Linked DNA regions of Mus musculus: region 2 is linked to region 1. Evidence: chromatin loops called from intact Hi-C (ENCODE). Cell type or tissue: gastrocnemius. All regions are shown on one strand.

Region 1 (8,000 bases):
CGGCCCTTTTCCACCATTTTCAGCCCTTTCAGGGCTTGGAGGACCTGGCAAGCCATACTCTCAGAGCCTCTGCTGAAGTGGCTGGGCCTAACACCGTTCCTCTGCCATCCTTCATAGATCTTGGTCACGGAACCAACTCCTGCACTACAGTTGTGTACAGAGGTACAGGTCCGGAGTTGTGGAAGCAGCTCGTGGGTAGAACCAGTTCTCATCATATGGGGCAAGCTCTTTATGTTTGGCTAACTTGACTGTGTCCACCCATTCCCGAACTTTCAGCTTCCTGGACTTTTTGAGGAAGGCTGCCAGCGCTCTGACGAACCTGATGGTTAACATCTTTTACAGTGACTTCAGGCATCGTTCAGCCTCCATGCTGCCAGCCAGGGGAAAGGGTGGCATCTCTTTAGGTTGGGAAAATTTTCTTCTGATTTTGTTGATATTTTTCCGGGACTTGGAGCTGGGGACTCTTCACTTTCTATTACTATAACTTATAAGTTGGTATGCCTGTTTTATGAGGTGCTGGAGATTGTTTTTTGTTATCTTATATAAAGTCTGTGAAGTTGCACATGAAAGCCTGATCTTTAGATCCCTTAGCACTGAAATTACAGGCAGTAAAGATTTGTCTAGTGTGAGTGTAAATCTTGAACTTTGGTCATCTGGAATATTAAGCATCTCAAGAGTAATCTAAGAGCAGTCTTAAGCACCATAATTGATCACTTCTTAGGTCTGGGGACTAAAGACATGCACCACGTCCACCTGGTTGACCACACTTTAAGAGATAGCATTGTAAAGGGGCTTTCTAATATTTTCTAGGGTTAAAGTCTATTGTCTTCATGGTAGGGAGCATGTCAGCATTCAAGAAGACATAGTACTGGAGTTTGACATCTGGTTCCACAGGTAGTAGGAAGAAAGCCAACCACCGGCCCTGGCTTGGGCTTCTGAAACCTCAAAGCCCACTCCCTAGTGACTTATGTCCTTCCTAATTCTTCTAAAGTAGTGCCACCTCCTCCCCGCTCCTGATGGCTTAGTGATAAAATGTCTGAGGCTGTAGGAGTCATTGTTCTTACATGATCTTTGGTAGATTGATTTCTGTATAGGGTGAGATAGTACCACTATGCTAAGGATCACTTGGCCAAGTGACTGTATGTCTCTTACATGTGGTGTTTGTACCTTTGTTGAGTAGTGGATGGCTGTCTCCAGGTCCTCTATTCTATCCCACTAATTTACAAGCCTACCTATGAGCAGTAGCATGTTGACGCTGTGGTGCAACCTGTTCATTCATTTGAAGCTTTGTCATGTAGCTCAATCTGGTCTCCAATTCTCTATGTGGCTATTTCTGATCATCCTTGTAACTCCCAAGGGCTGGGATTCACAGGCATAAGCTACTTACCATGTCACCTATTTTTAAAAACTATTTATGTGAATGTCATTAGAATTTTGCTGAGTATAGCGCTAAATCCATAGATGGGTTTTTGATGCAACTTAGACAATATTATGTTGATTCATGAACTTGGGAGTGTTTCTTCAACCATTTTATACCAGATCAACCCCTCTCCCAATATACGTTAGAATTGAAAAAAATATAGATTTCCTGGAGAGACTGGATGCCTGATCTACCTATAGTTGTGGCTCCAACTTTCTCTCTGTTCACAGAGCCAGTAGTGTCATTGAACATCCCTTCCTTTAAAAAAACAAACCATTTTTCATGATTTATTTTGATCATTTTTCCTTCCTCCAACTCTTCCCCACTCATCCAAATCCATATTCATTTTCTTAAAAACAAAACGAAAACTGCGCTGTTTTGTCTGGATGGTGTTTTCTTGGAGTCATTTACTGCAGTCTTTCTGACTCCTTATCTTCATAGATGCCTGAGCATTGAAAGAAAGGGCTTGATGAAGACATCTCATCTAGGACCAAGTGTTCTAAAGTCTCTTACTCTCTGCACATTGGAAGACCATTTCTTAACTCCCATTTCTGTTTCTTGCTGCTTTGTAGTGGGTCCTTGTTTCTTGACCCATTATCATCATCATCTTGTTCTTCCTTCTTCTCCTCTTTGAATTTGCATGGAGAATTCCTCAAGATTACTATTTTACCCCAGGTGCATTTTTAATCTTAATGTTAAGAATATGCAATGAGGCAGGCAGTGGTGGCACACACCTTTAATCCCAGCACTTGGGAGGTGGAGGCAGGTGGATTTCTAACTTCGAGGCCAGCCTGGTCTACAGAGTGAGTTCCAGGACATCTGGGGCTATACAGAGAAAACCTGCCTTGAAAAACAAAACAAACAAACAAACAAAGAATATGCAATAAATTACCTAGTTAAGTGTACAGGAATGGAGGTGTTTTTTAGAAAAATATTTATTTAATGTGAGTACACTGTCGGTCACTGTTCAGATACATCAGAAGAGGTTAGATATCGGATCCCACTACAGATGACTGTGAGCCACTACGAAGTTGTTGAGAATTGAACTCAGGCCCTCTGGAAGAGCAGTCAGCACTCCTAACCACTGAGCTATCTCTCCAGCCCAGGAACTGAGTTTTAGCACATATCCCTTCATGCTTTCTTGTGATAAGACTAAAAAGTGTCCCCGAAACCTGACATACCTTGATGTACACGGTGTGAGAAAGAATGATGAGGTTTGCAAGAATTGGGACTAAGTAAAACACAGAGACTAAATTTAACTCTTTAATTTGATGATTCTCTCTAGCATCCCCACAAAAATGATACACTGGCTTGCATAATCTGTGACCAGTACCTCGCAAGTTCTAAATTCTCTTTGTACAGCTCATTTAGAAGTTCTCGTTTATACAAAGCCATATCCATCGTGGAGCCAGGTGCTCTTAGCTGTGAAGAGCCCTTCCTTGGGTCTTTTTTCCCTAATATGTCCTATGTGACTTCTCACTGGTGATGCTTTTGGTGTGCTTGTTACTCTGATCCTGATCGCTCTGTCAACTAAAGTTAGACAAAGTAACCTTTACTTCTCAATTCAGATAGGAATCCTTTTGCACTCCAAGTTTGGCTTCAGATGCCTTGGAAAGATTCATGCTGCCACCTGCTGGTTTATTCAGTCTGTGTGCATCATTTATTTACTTGTTAATTTGTTTTTCTTTTGTTGAAACAGTTTATTTTGTAGCAGATATTTTTCCATCCCTACCTGAACCACCTCAATAGTAAGATTAGTGAATTGCTGGCACTTTGATCGTCCATAAGCAAACCAATTTTGTGTCCTTTATTATTCATGGGACGCCTAAAGGGAACTTAGAACAGACTGTGAATTATTTGTCAGCGTGAATCAACGAGACAACAATATCCTTTGATTTTCTAATACCCAGGGTGTCTGATCTCTTTCATGTGGATATTCATAGTTTGACAGTTAACAAAATTTGACAGTTCTTTTAAGTTAGCAGTGTCTCTGGGGCGAGTAAGATACCAATGAGCTATTATTCCCTCAGGCTTTGCTTTGGCATTTAGGAATTATTTTTCATTACTGCTAGCGAGTAACGTACTTCAGTGCGTTTTTGTCCCAAGGTATGGAGTCACCAGGTTCCCAGAGAAAGACTAAGATGCCAATGACCCAAAACTATGAGCGTAAGCCCACCAAATCGGTCACAACTAATACTCTGATAATTTAGGAACCAAGGAGCCATTTTGTGAGGCATTTCTACCCTTTCCTCTCCTCATCTGAGGTCGCCAACTAATGCAGAAGAACTTCTAGTGTCCAAGACGCGGAGCGATACATGGTTTGTCCAAGTAGAAGATATATTGAAATTTTGCATAGACAGGTGTGTGACCTAATGTACATTATTTAATGTTTATGTGGAAGTTCTACATAAACGTTTTTAGCTGTAAAATAGGATAATCCTTCATTATCGCGCAAAATAATGAAATTCACGCGTCATGTCACTGAGCTTACGTACCTCCATCTTTATTCATTTTAATTTTTTTATAATATAGTTAGACCTAAAGGTCCAATAAGATGTCAGAATTGCAATCTTTGTGGCCACTCCTCTTCTGGTCTCTCCGCCTTCAGCGCCGCGGATCAGTTAAAGGCGTGCAACGGCTTGCTCCAGCCATGTTTGCTCGTTTCCCGTGGATGTGCGGTTCTTCCGTGGTTTCTCTCCATCTAAGGAGCTTTGGGGGAACATTTTTAGTTCCCCTACCACCAAGCCTTATGGCTTATTTAAGAAAACATATCAAAATTCCACGAGATTTTTGACGTTTTGATATGTTCTGGTAAGATTTTTTTTTTGACATGTCCTCCATACTTTTTGATATTTGTAATATTTTCAGTCAATTTTTCATTTTTAAGGAATATTTCTTTGTTGTGCCTTTTGGTTGATACTTGTGTGTGTATGGTGGACTTACCTTTCTTTCATTGTTTATATATTCTTGCCCATCGGGGCCACGGATACCTGTGTGTCCTCCCCGCCATTCCATGCCCAACGGGGTTTTGGATACTTACCTGCCTTTTCATTCTTTTTTTTTCTTATTATTTTTTTTTCTAAACTTGCCCATCTGGGCTGTGGATACCTGCTTTTATTCTTTTTTTCTTCTCCTTAGCCCATCGGGGCCATGGATACCTGCTTTTTGTAAAAAAAAAAAAAAAAACAAAAAAACCTTTCTCGGTCCATCGGGACCTCGGATACCTGCGTTTAGTCTTTTTTTCCCATGCCCAACGGGGCCTCGGATACCTGCTGTTATTATTTTTTTTTCTTTTTCTTTTGCCCATCGGGGCTGTGGATACCTGCTTTAAATTTTTTTTTTCACGGCCCAACGGGGCGCTTGGTGGATGGAAATATGGTTTTGTGAGTTATTGCACTACCTGGAATATCTATGCCTCTTATTTGCGTGTACTGTTGCTGCTGATCGTTTGGTGCTGTGTGAGTGAACCTATGGCTTAGAAAAACGACTTTGCTCTTAAACTGAGTGGGTGTTCAGGGCGTGGAGAGCCCGCGTCCGCCATTATGGCTTCTGCGTGATACGGCTATTCTCGAGCCAGTTACGCCAAGAATTAGGACACCGAGGAGCACAGCGGACTGGATAAAAGCAACCAATTGCGCTGCGCTAGCTAAAGGCTTTCTTTATATGTGCGGGGTTGCGGGATTCGCCTTGATTTGTGGTAGCATTTGCGGGGTTGTGCTAGCCGGAAGTAGAAAGCCAAGGAGTGCTCGTATTAGTGTGCGGTGTTGCGCGGAAGCCGCAGAGGACTAGGGGATAGGGCTCAGCGTGGGTGTGGGGATTGGGCAGGGTGTGTGTGCATATGGACCCCTGGCGCGGTCCCCCGTGGCTTTAAGGGCTGCTCAGAAGTCTATAAAATGGCGGCTCGGGGGCTCCACCCGAGGCTCGACAGCCCAATCTTTGTTCTGGTGTGTAGCAATGGATTATAGGACATTTAGGTCGTACAGGAAAAGATGGCGGCTCAAGTTCTTGGTGCGGTATAACGCAAAGGGCTTTGTGTGTCACATGTCAGCTTCATGTCTGAGTTAGCCTGGAGAGGTGGCACATGCTCTTGAATGTGTCTAAGATGGCGGAAGTCATGTGACCTGCCCTCTAGTGGTTTCTTTCAGTGATTTTTTTTTTGGCGGGCTTTAGCTACTTGGCGGGCTTTGCCCGAGGGTACACTTGGTGCATTATGGTAGGGTGTGGTTGGTCCTACCTTGTGCCACTCGAAGCTGAGGCAAGGCTAAGTGGAAGTGTTGGTTGCCACTTGACGTAACTCGTCAGAAATGGGCACAAGTGTGAAAGTGTTGGTGTTTGCTTGACTTCCAGTTAGAAATGTGCATTATTGCTTGGTGGCCAGGATGGAATTAGACTGTGATGAGTCACTGTCCCATAAGGACGTGAGTTTCGCTTGGTACTTCACGTGTGTCTTTAGTCATCATTTTTTCGAAGTGCCTGCCCAGGTCGGGAGAGCGCATGCTTGCAATTCTAACACTGAAGTGTTGGATGATGTCGGATCCGATTCGAGAGACCGAGGCTGCGGGTTCTTGGTCGATGTAAATCATTGAAACCTCACCTATTAAAAGAAAGAAAAGTATCTAAGGCCATTTCAAGGACATTTGACTCATCCGCTTGCGTTCATAGTCTCTTACAGTGCTCTATACGTGGCGGTGCAAACTAAAACTCAGCCCGTTCCATTCCTTTGTATTGTTCAGTGGCTAGTCTACTTACACCTTGGCCTCTGATTTAGCCAGCACTGATCTCAAGCGGTTCTCTAAGCCTACTGGGTATAAGTGGTGACTTTGGCCAGAGTCATAGTGGATCACAAATCACTGGTGAAGAGGTAGAATCCTACCTTCTTCCAAAATCTACCCCATGACTATTGCTGGGGTTGCATTTTGATTTCAATGAATATTTTGGATGCCAACGACACGTCTGATAGTGTGCTTTGCTAGTGTTTGAATTTAAAACCGAAGTGATTGTTTTCAAAATGTATTTACGATTTGCTTACTTGTTGAATTCATTTTAATTACCTTTAGTGAATTGTTACTTTGGAGTCCTTAAAGTTTTCAATAATTTTTTTGGCAGATGATACTCAAATTACTTGGCACTTAAATGTACTTTCTTTCAAACTCATCCACCGAGCTACTCTTCAAATTTTTAAGTCTTATAACACAGATACTGTTAATGTAAAGTGAACATTATGACTGGATGTCAGGAGTATTTGAGGTTCTATACCAGTTCAGGCTTTGCTTTTGTTGCTATTGTTGATGCTATATTGACTAATGGTTTTACTTGTCAGCAAGAGCCTTGAATTGTAATGCTCTGTGTCCTCTATCAGACTTACTGTTATAATAGTAATATTAAGGCCTACATTTCAACTTTCTGTGTGTTCTTGCCTTTATGGCATCTAGATTCTCCTCAAGACTCAGCAAATAGTGCTGCTGCTATTGCTGCCCCAGCCCCAGGCCCAGCCCCAGCCCCTGCCCCAGCCCCAGCCCCAGCCCCTGCCCCAGCCCCAGCCCCTGCCCCTGCCCCAGCCCCTGCCCCAGCCCCAGCCCCAGCCCCTACCCCTGCCCCTGCCCCTGCCCCACCCAACCAACCCAATCCAGTCCAGCCCTGCCCCAGCCCAGTCCTAGCCCCAGGCCCAGATACTTTCAGACCTATCCCAAGCCCACTTCTACTTAGAGAAATTCGAATCTTCATTGATTCAGTGCTAAAATGCAGTGTCCATCACTCAGCCTATAAGACTGAGACAGCCCATCTATACCCCCTCCATACTGACTTCTAGAGTCATGGAATTTCACTTAATGCATAGAATCGTATTGCTAAAATGCAGTGCCCATCACTCAGCCTATAAGACTGAGATAGCCCATCTATACCCCCTCCATACTGACTTACAGAGTCATGGAGTTTCACTTAATGCATGCAGTCCTATTGCTAAAATGCAGTGCCCATAACTCAGCCTATAAGACTGAGATAGCCCATTTATACCCCATACCCCCTCCATACTGACTTCTAGGGTCATGGAATTTCACTTAATACATAGAATCGTATTGCTAAAATGCAGTGTCCATCACTCAGTCTATAAGACTGAGATATCCCTATGTATACCCCATACTCCCTCCATACTGACTTCCAGAGTCATAGAATTTCACTTTGCATACGGTCCTATTGCTAAAATGCAGTGTCCATCACTCAGTCTATAAGACTGAGATATCCCTATGTATACCCCATACTCCCTCCATACTGACTTCCAGAGTCATAGAATTTCACTTTGCATACGGTCCTATTGCTAAAATGCAGTGCCCATCACTCAGCCTATAAGACTGAGATAGCCCATCTATACCCCCTCCATACTGACTTCCAGAGTCATGGAATTTCACTTAATGCATGCAGTCCTATTGCTAAAATGCAGTGCCCATCACTCAGCCTATAAGACTGAGATAGCCCATCTATACCCCATACCCCCTCCATACTGACTTCCAGAGTCATGGAATTTCACTTAATGCATGCAGTCCTATTGCTAAAATGCAGTGCCCATCACTCAGCCTATAAGACT
Region 2 (8,000 bases), 120 kb before region 1:
GGATCAGATGCCATCTTCTGGTGTATCTGAAGACACTGACTGTACTCATGCATAAATAAATAATTCTTTTTTAAAAATATACTGCTTATAGCTATAAATATTAGATTTATGTATGTATTTCCTTATGCCAGGGAGTAAGTCAAGGTTTCAGACTACCCTTGAAACAAGGGAAGGAGGGAAGGGAGTAAAAGTGGGGAATCTTTGATAGATTTAGATGTCTAGATGCCAAAGGAGGAAAAATAAAACTAACATTGGGTTTCAAACTTGACTATTCCTTGTCAATTTGTTTCTTTTTCCTCTCTACAGATAATATTGTCAGAAATTATGCCGCTTTTGAAGAGATAAACTGAACTCTTGATTCTGTGAGGTTATTAAAGAATATTAATTTTCAAATCACGGTAAAATCTTGGTAAGTGACTCAGTGACTCTACTTGGCTTGCTCAGTTAATGAGAGCAGACCAGAAAGGAGGTCTTAACTAAGCATCAAACAATTACTCCACAGTTACCCGTTGTCTGGAAACACATTGAAATAGCTTACCCTCCCTTTCCTCATGTTAGACATTTATAGATGGGGAAATTGGAAATTGTCTAGTGGAAGATAGATTTGATTCAATCTAGAAATGGTGGTGTATTCTCTGCTAAAAGATTTTTATTAAAGATTTTGTGTGTGTGTGTGTGTCTGTATTAGGATCTCAATATGTAGTGCAGGCTGGTCTAAGACATAGCAGTCCTTCTGCCTCAGTCTCCCTATCCCTGGTAAAAGCCTGAGCTACCACTCTTGGAGTATAACAGATTCCAAGATCATACTTTTTCTGATGATGGTACTTAAAATATTATTTGTTACATAACAAATCATCTGGGATGCTTGTTCAACATACAGATTGCTGGGAAGTTGGAATTTTGTCATTTGTGGAATCTGTCCCTTACTTATACTGAGGTTTTCTGCTTAGATTCAGCAACACATGAGGATAATCATTGTGTCCATGGAAACCTTGGGAAGCAGTTGAAAGCCTGGGTAAGGTGTCAATACTTTTGGGTGAGGTTTCTCATTTTGAAACAAAAGGAAAGTGGTTCCATGTGGCATTTCCATCCTTCTTCAATAGATAGTATGTGCTTACCTGAGATTATTTTAGGTGTTAAGAAAGCCCTGCCCATGGGGCTGGAGAGATGGCTCAGCGGTTAAGACCACTGGCTGTTCTTTCAGAAGTCCTCAGTTCAATTCCCAGCAACCTCATAGTAGCTCACAACCATCTGTAAGGGATCTGATGTCATCTTCTGGCACACAAGTATACATGCAGACAGAGTACTCATATACATTAAATAAATAAATAAGTCTTAAAAAAAAGAAAGAAAAAGAAAGCCGTGCCCTTATGGGACTTTCCTTTTTGTGGGTTAAAAAAGAGAGAGAGTTATATACTATATGTATAATAGAGCATATATATTAAATTGAGTTTTTCCCTTTATGATTTGAAAAATTACATTGAATAAAGTTAGCCAAAACATAGTTAGCCAAGCATAGTGGCTCATGCCTGTAATCCCAGTAGGACTGAAGTAGGAAGGTTACCAGTGTGAGGCTATCATAGTCGACATAGCAATCTTCCTGTCTCAAAACGGCAGCAGCAGGTGCCTGAGTTAATAATAGAAGCAGTGTCTTCTGGTTTCCTCGCTTCCTCCTTTCTACTGTTTTTTCTGTTTATTTTTTAAACTTGACAGTCCCTCTTGCCTGGAGCATTAACACAACGTGGCTGCAAAGTTAGTCCTTTCCCGCTACCATCTCCTGAATACTGGGACTAACTACACGTATGCACGAACCTGCCCATCTTTGCCTCTGTTAACAGCTGCCACTGTCTCTTCACGACATGATGGCTGACCTAGGTGAGTGGAAAAATCATAGGTGTAGGGTATCTTTTCGTTGCCCCTCTTTTGGCTAGACTCCAAACGGCTTTTTTTTTCTTGGGTGCTACACGGGGTTTTGGACCTACTAAACAATTCCTCTACCAATGAACTGTATCTCTGGCTCTAGGGAAGATATTTTTGAAAAAGGGTTTAGCGTTTGCCAGATCCTATGCGTGAGTGACCTCAAAAGAGAAGAGGAGGGTACTTCTCAATGACAAAGCAGTAAGTAGAGAAATACAGGCCTCACTTTTTGTTTTAGAAGTGCCGTTTCTAAGCACAAGTCAGTTGACACGACAGATATCCTCAAATGGTTTGGGGAGATCATGTCCTTCTCAACCTGATCAACCTGAGGGCCAGAAGAGCTAAAATGGCTCCTAAGGAACGGAAGCTGGGCACCAGAAGCTCCTGGTCTGCTTTGCTTTGGTTTGGTTCTGTGTTGAGGATGTACCTAGTGCTCATCTTGGTGCTCTGCCATCGAGTTATACCACCAGCTCCCAAGCTCCTGCTTGATATAGAAGGTTTTATTGAAACATAGTCATTTTCATTTATTACTGTCTGTGGTCTTTTGTGCTACTGCCTAGCTGAGTGATTGTACCAGCTATGTGGCCTGTAGAGCCTGGAGTATTACCATTTGGCCTTTTGAGGAAGTTTGGCCATTGCCAGTGTAAGTTAACTCCTCTCCCCATTTTATTTCTATGGTACTTGCCTTTACAACGGATCCTACAAATTGAAATCAGTTTCTTCCTGCATTGCTTCCCAGGAAAATTAAGATCAAGAATGTATATTGGAGAGCCGGGTGTGATGGTGCACGCCTTTAATCCCAGCACTTGGGAGGCAGAGGCAGGCAGATTTCTGAGTTCGAAGCCAGCCTGGTCTTCAGAGTGAGTTCCAGGACAGCCAGGGCTACACAGAGAAACCCTGTCTCCAAAAACAAAAACAAACAAAAAAAGAATGTACATTGGAGAGGCGAGAGAGATGACTCAGTGGTTTAAGAACACTGGCTCTTTCAGAGGTCCTTTGTTCCGTTCCCACCAACCACATGATGACTAATAACATTTATAAGGGGATCTGGTTGGTGTCCTTTTCTGGCATGCAGACATACATGATTCCACAACACTGTATACAAAATAAAATAAGGAAATCTTTTTTTTTTAAAGGGGAGAGGGGAGTGTATATCGACAGAGCGGGCTATGGTTGTGCCCTCCTGTGATCTCAGCTTTTGGGGACTGACTTCTCGAAGAGTAGGAGAACAAGGCCAGCCTCAGTCACATGAGACCCATCTGAAAAAATACGAAAGCATTTTCAGACTGGATGTGAATACAGAAAGAGCTCTTTTATATGCCTCATGGAGCCAACTAATTTATTCTCTATGGCTCTCCCCTTTCTCTTTTCCCCTTTCTTTGCATGGATGCCTTTTAAAATCCAGTTTTTGTTTGTTTGCTTTTGGTTTTGAGACAGTGTTATACTGCATAGCCTTAGCTGGCTGGAACTTGCTCTGTAAACTGTCTAGTCTCAGAGATTCACCTCCGTCTTGCCTCCTGAGTGCCCGGATTACAGGTGTGTACCATCACACACAGCCTTATCTGGCTTTTTAAAAAATTAAGAAATTACTATAACATGCGTTCATGCACGTGTAATGTGATAGGTGAGCTTTTTATTACTTGATGCCATTTATTGAGCATCTAGTATGAAACTTAGACATGTTCTCTTGTGAAATTTTGTCCCAAAACCTGGAAGAGTTGCCATTTCCATCTCCAAAAAAGATATATATGTTTTTCAAACATATATAACTTTACCCTGACGCACTGCTATAAGGTTTGGATTTTCTTTTTCCTTTTTTTTTGTCACTTGTTTTTTAATCCTTCAATGGTATTGTGCTGTGTTGTCCAGACTGGTCTTAAATTCCTGAGTTCAAGTTATTGTGGCTTTACTCATAGTAGGACTACATACAGTGAACGCACAACACTGGAATAATAGAATTGGAATTTTTGGTGTTGTTTTGTTTCTTTTGAGAGAGGGTTTCTTTCTAGTCCTGCCTATCTCAGATCTCACTCTGTAGAACAGGCTGGCATTGGATTCATAGAGCTCTGCCTATCTATGCCTCTTGAAGGGTGGACCACCATACCCAAGTTAGGATTGGATTTTTAAGTGTCTTTTGAAAGTTGTTTCCTGCTTTGACATGGGGATTCTTTGGAGATGGCTTTCTCTCTCTCTCTCTTCTTTTTTTTGGGATGCTGAGGATGGAGCCTTGAGGGGGGCACTGTGGCTGTGACCCCCTTCCCCGTTTTCTTCATGAGCAGCACTCTACCTTGTTCTCTCTGCCATGGTGATTTCTTTTTTGCTGTAGGTTGGAAGGAACAGAGCCAGTTGGCCATGGACTGAAACTTTTGGAACTGTGAGTAAAAAGAAACTTGCCCTTCTTTTAAGCTGTTTGTCGCTGGTATTTTGTCATAGAGACAGTAGTTACTCGCCATAGTCTGGTTTCTAATTAGGGGTAGAATTAGATGTTAAAAGCATCATGAAAATTGTCATTTTCTTTCTTCTCTTCACCCCCATGCTGATTTAACACAGGGCCTCTTTGTAAGCAGCTTGCTCTTATCACTAATCTATATATCCACGGCCGCTTTCGCCCTTGCGGTTCTAGAAATTGAACCTAGGGTGCCACACACATGCTAGGCAAACAGTCTGTCACTGAACTTAGTTCAAAGTCTACTCTACCACCCCAGAATGGTCAGATGTATGTACGTGTGCATGCTTTACCAGTGAGCTATACCCACAGCCCTCTCATTTCCTTTAAAAAAAAGTTTTAAATTGTTATTTTATGTGTATGAGTATTTTGCCTATATTGATGTGTGTACCACATGCATGGATAGTAGAGTCCAGAAGTGGGAAAAAGTCCCCAGGAGGAATGGCCAGTATTCTTAACCACTGAGCCATCTTTTCAGCACTCCCACCCCATTCTGCTACACTTTTTATTTAAGTATTTGAAGTTTCACAGTGTGCTGGAGAGATGGTTCAGTGATTAAAAGCCCTGACTGCTCTTCCAAAGGTTCTGAGTTCAAGTCCCAGCCACCACATGTGGTTACTTATAACCATCTCTAATGGGATCAGATGCCCTCTTCTGGTGTGTCTGAAGACAGCTACAGTGTACTCATATACATAAAATAAATAAATCAAGAAGGAGGAGGAGGAAGAAGAAGGCGACGAGGAAAAAGACGAAGAACGTGTTTTGAGACAGGGATCTTGGTTAATTGCCCAGGCTTCCAATGAATTCACTCTATAGCCCAGGCAAACTTATACTTTTGTTTTTCCTGCCTCAGCCTCCCAGTAGCTGGAATTACAGGCAATTACAAGCCTTTGTCACCATGCTTGACATCTTGACATTTTTTATTTTCTTGTTGACACTGCTGGCATGTGGTCCTAGGGACCTTAGGGATACTAGACAAGAAGTCTACCAGTGGACACCAGCCCTATTACATTTTAAAATCTTAGTGGGTCAGAACACATAAGGACCTCAGTTTCTGTTCTCAACACCTACATAAAAAGCTGGCTATGGAAGGTAGAGAGATGGCTCAGCAGAATAAAAAAGTCTTGCTGCTCTTGCATTGGATAAGAGTTCGGTCCTAATGTCCAGGTCAAGTTTCCTAGAACTCCAGCTCCAGGGGTTCCAATACGCTTCTAGCCTCCATGAACTCACACATACGTATACACATAAGAGTAAAACCCTAGAAAACAAAGCCTGGCATGACCATGAGTGCATGTAACCCCAGGGCTGTTGCTGACAGACATGAGGAGGCTTGTTGCCACTAAGTCTACCTCCAGGTTCAGTAAGAGATCCTATGTCACAAGAATAAAGTACAGAGTAATGGAGTAGGACTAGACTCTTAGTCCCCTGGCCTCTACATGAACATTGCCCTGAATGCCTATATGTATAGGTACGTTACATACCTGCATATATATGTATATGTAGAAAAATATAATATTCAGAAATCCATAGCTGCTAATGGGAATCAGGAATCAAAAAGCCAATTTTAATATGTTCCTATGTAAGTACCTTTGTTCTTCCCAGGCATATCATACTGTCTGTCTGTCTATCTGTAGGAATGACTATCCCTTCTTCAGACTCACTAAGCAAAAGAGTGACCTAGTGATGTTTCAGCTAACACCATTCATAGCAGTTTCTCTTCTATAGTACCTTCTGTCAAGGGCAGCTACGAACACACTTTCTTCCTCTCCTTATCTTTTCTCTCTTTTCAAAGACATTTATTTATCTATCTTTATGTGCATGAGTGTTTTGCTTACATGTAGGTATGTGTACTGTGCATGTGCCCGATTTCTATGGAGGTTAGAAAAGAATGTTAAATCCCCTGAAACGACTTGCAGACAGTTATAAGCAGGCATTGAACCTAGGTTCTCAGGAAAAGCAATAAGTGCCTTTAACAGCTGAACCAATCCTCCAGGTCCCTGTCCTAATCTTTTGAAGACAGGGAACAGCTTTTGGTTTTTGGTTTGGTTTGGTTTGGTTTTTTATTTGTTTGTTTTTCAAGACAGCGTTTTTCTGTGTAGCCCTAGCTGTCCTGGAACTCACTCTGTAGACCAGGCTGGCCTCAAACTCAGAAATCTGCCTGCCTCTGCCTCCCAAGTGCTGGGATTAAAGGAGTGTGCCACCACTGCCTGGCTTTTTAATTTTCTTGCCTTAGATCTTTTTTTAAGATTTATTTATTTATTATATGTAAGTACACTGTAGCTGTCTTCAGACACACCAGAAGAGGGAATCAGATCTCATTAAAGGTCTCTGTGAGCCACCATGTGGTTGTTGGGATTTGAACTCAGGACCTTCAAAAGAGCAGTCAGTGTTTTTACTCACTAAGCCATCTGAGATGCCAGCCCCCAGGGAACAGCTTTAGGTAGTAATAAGCATGGAGAAACAGAAGAGATTAGGAACTTCCCCCAAACCCTATTTTCTGTTTTGTTTTAATAGCTATTAACTATTAGCTATTAGGTATTATTTTAATAGCTAATAGTATTAGGATGACTGGGATTCAATTGTAGGAAATGTTGAAAATTCTGTTCACATTTTAGATTTTTCCCCCCATTGGTTAACCTTGAATCATTAGCCTGAAACAATCCTACTGCTTTGGTCTTCCGGTTAATTGGGTCTACAAGTACATGCCTCTGACAGTTTGTACGTGAGGTGAGAGTAACTTTCAGACAAGAACTAATAGTCATAATTGGCTAGGTATCGTGGCACATGCCTTTAGACCTTGTACCGAATTGCAGAGGCAGGTGGTGCTGTGAATTTGAGCCTGGTTTACATAGCAATTTCCAGGCCAGCCGGAGAGCCAAAGTGAGACCTTGTCTTAAAAATAGCCATGGGGAGAGGAAGTTTTAGCAAAAGTATGCCAGTGTGAGGTTAGAAGCCATTCTGCCCTTGCAGTCCATGAGACTATTTTCTCGTTAGCCAGATCTTAAAATTCAGTGGCCTCCCCTAGGAGGGATCAGTGGGTAAAGGTGCTGGTCACTCAACAAGCTGACAAGCTGGGTTCAAGCCCCTGAAAGCTAGCCAACTCCCACAAGTCGTCTTTTGCCGTCTACCTGCACTGCAGCACAGGGAACACCCGCATATACAAGAAAAATATCATTGAAAAATGTGGAAGAGTAGCCTCCTATCAAGGCCATTGTGCCAGCCTTGTAAAAGAAGAATGCCTCACTAGATTAAGAAAACCATGGCACTGCAAGAATTTCCAAGACTAGTTGGTGGTTTTGAGATTATTTTTTTTTAAAGTTAGCTTTCTGAGTCTTTGTACAACTTTTCATTTGTGTGTTTGTTTTGTAGCCTGATTAGAAATAGGGTTTCACTGTTGATGAGACTGGCCTCAAACTTACCTACATTGCCTCAGCCTCTTAAATAGAAAATGATTCTTTCTTTTTAAATCCTCTCGTTTTACCCCATCTCCAGAATTGAGTTTCCCTCATTGTTTTTATTGTTTGTTTGTTTTTGTTTTTGTTTTTTGTTTTGCTTTTTTGAGACAGGGTTTCTCTGCATAACTCTGGCTGTCCTGGAACTCACTCTATAGACCAGGCTGGTTTCGAACTCAGAAATC

What was found. A loop is a pair of places that touch in the nucleus more often than their neighbours do. Peaks named below come from ENCODE experiments on the same cell type or tissue, not always from the same donor. Only the 100,000 strongest peaks of a DNase experiment are listed, where the experiment ranks them.
Region 2: it touches region 1 in a loop (4-fold over the local background); 12 of 42 quality-filtered maps call a loop at or near these places.

The regions. Positions count from the first base shown.
Region 1 is chrX:103,479,289-103,487,288 of GRCm38, reverse strand. It overlaps Xist (inactive X specific transcripts), which reads left to right and starts at 4,056. Exons shown (of 8, transcript NR_001570.2): 1 at 4,056-8,000. It also overlaps Tsix and the pseudogene Gm14861. In gastrocnemius, CTCF peaks have their summits at 3,051 (motif pointing left) and 5,570 (motif pointing left); DNase peaks (open chromatin) are centred at 4,045, 4,753, 5,299, 5,493 and 1 more place; H3K4me3 peaks cover 3,858 bases; H3K27ac peaks cover 3,081 bases.
Region 2 is chrX:103,599,333-103,607,332 of GRCm38, reverse strand. It overlaps Ftx (Ftx transcript, Xist regulator (non-protein coding)), which reads left to right. Exons shown (of 11, transcript NR_028381.1): 6 at 307-409; 7 at 951-1,015; 8 at 4,244-4,291. Among named protein-coding and RNA genes, the nearest start is that of Ftx, 20 kb to the left of the region's middle. In gastrocnemius, no CTCF peak of the experiment used is centred here; no DNase peak of the experiment used is centred here; H3K27ac peaks cover 2,616 bases.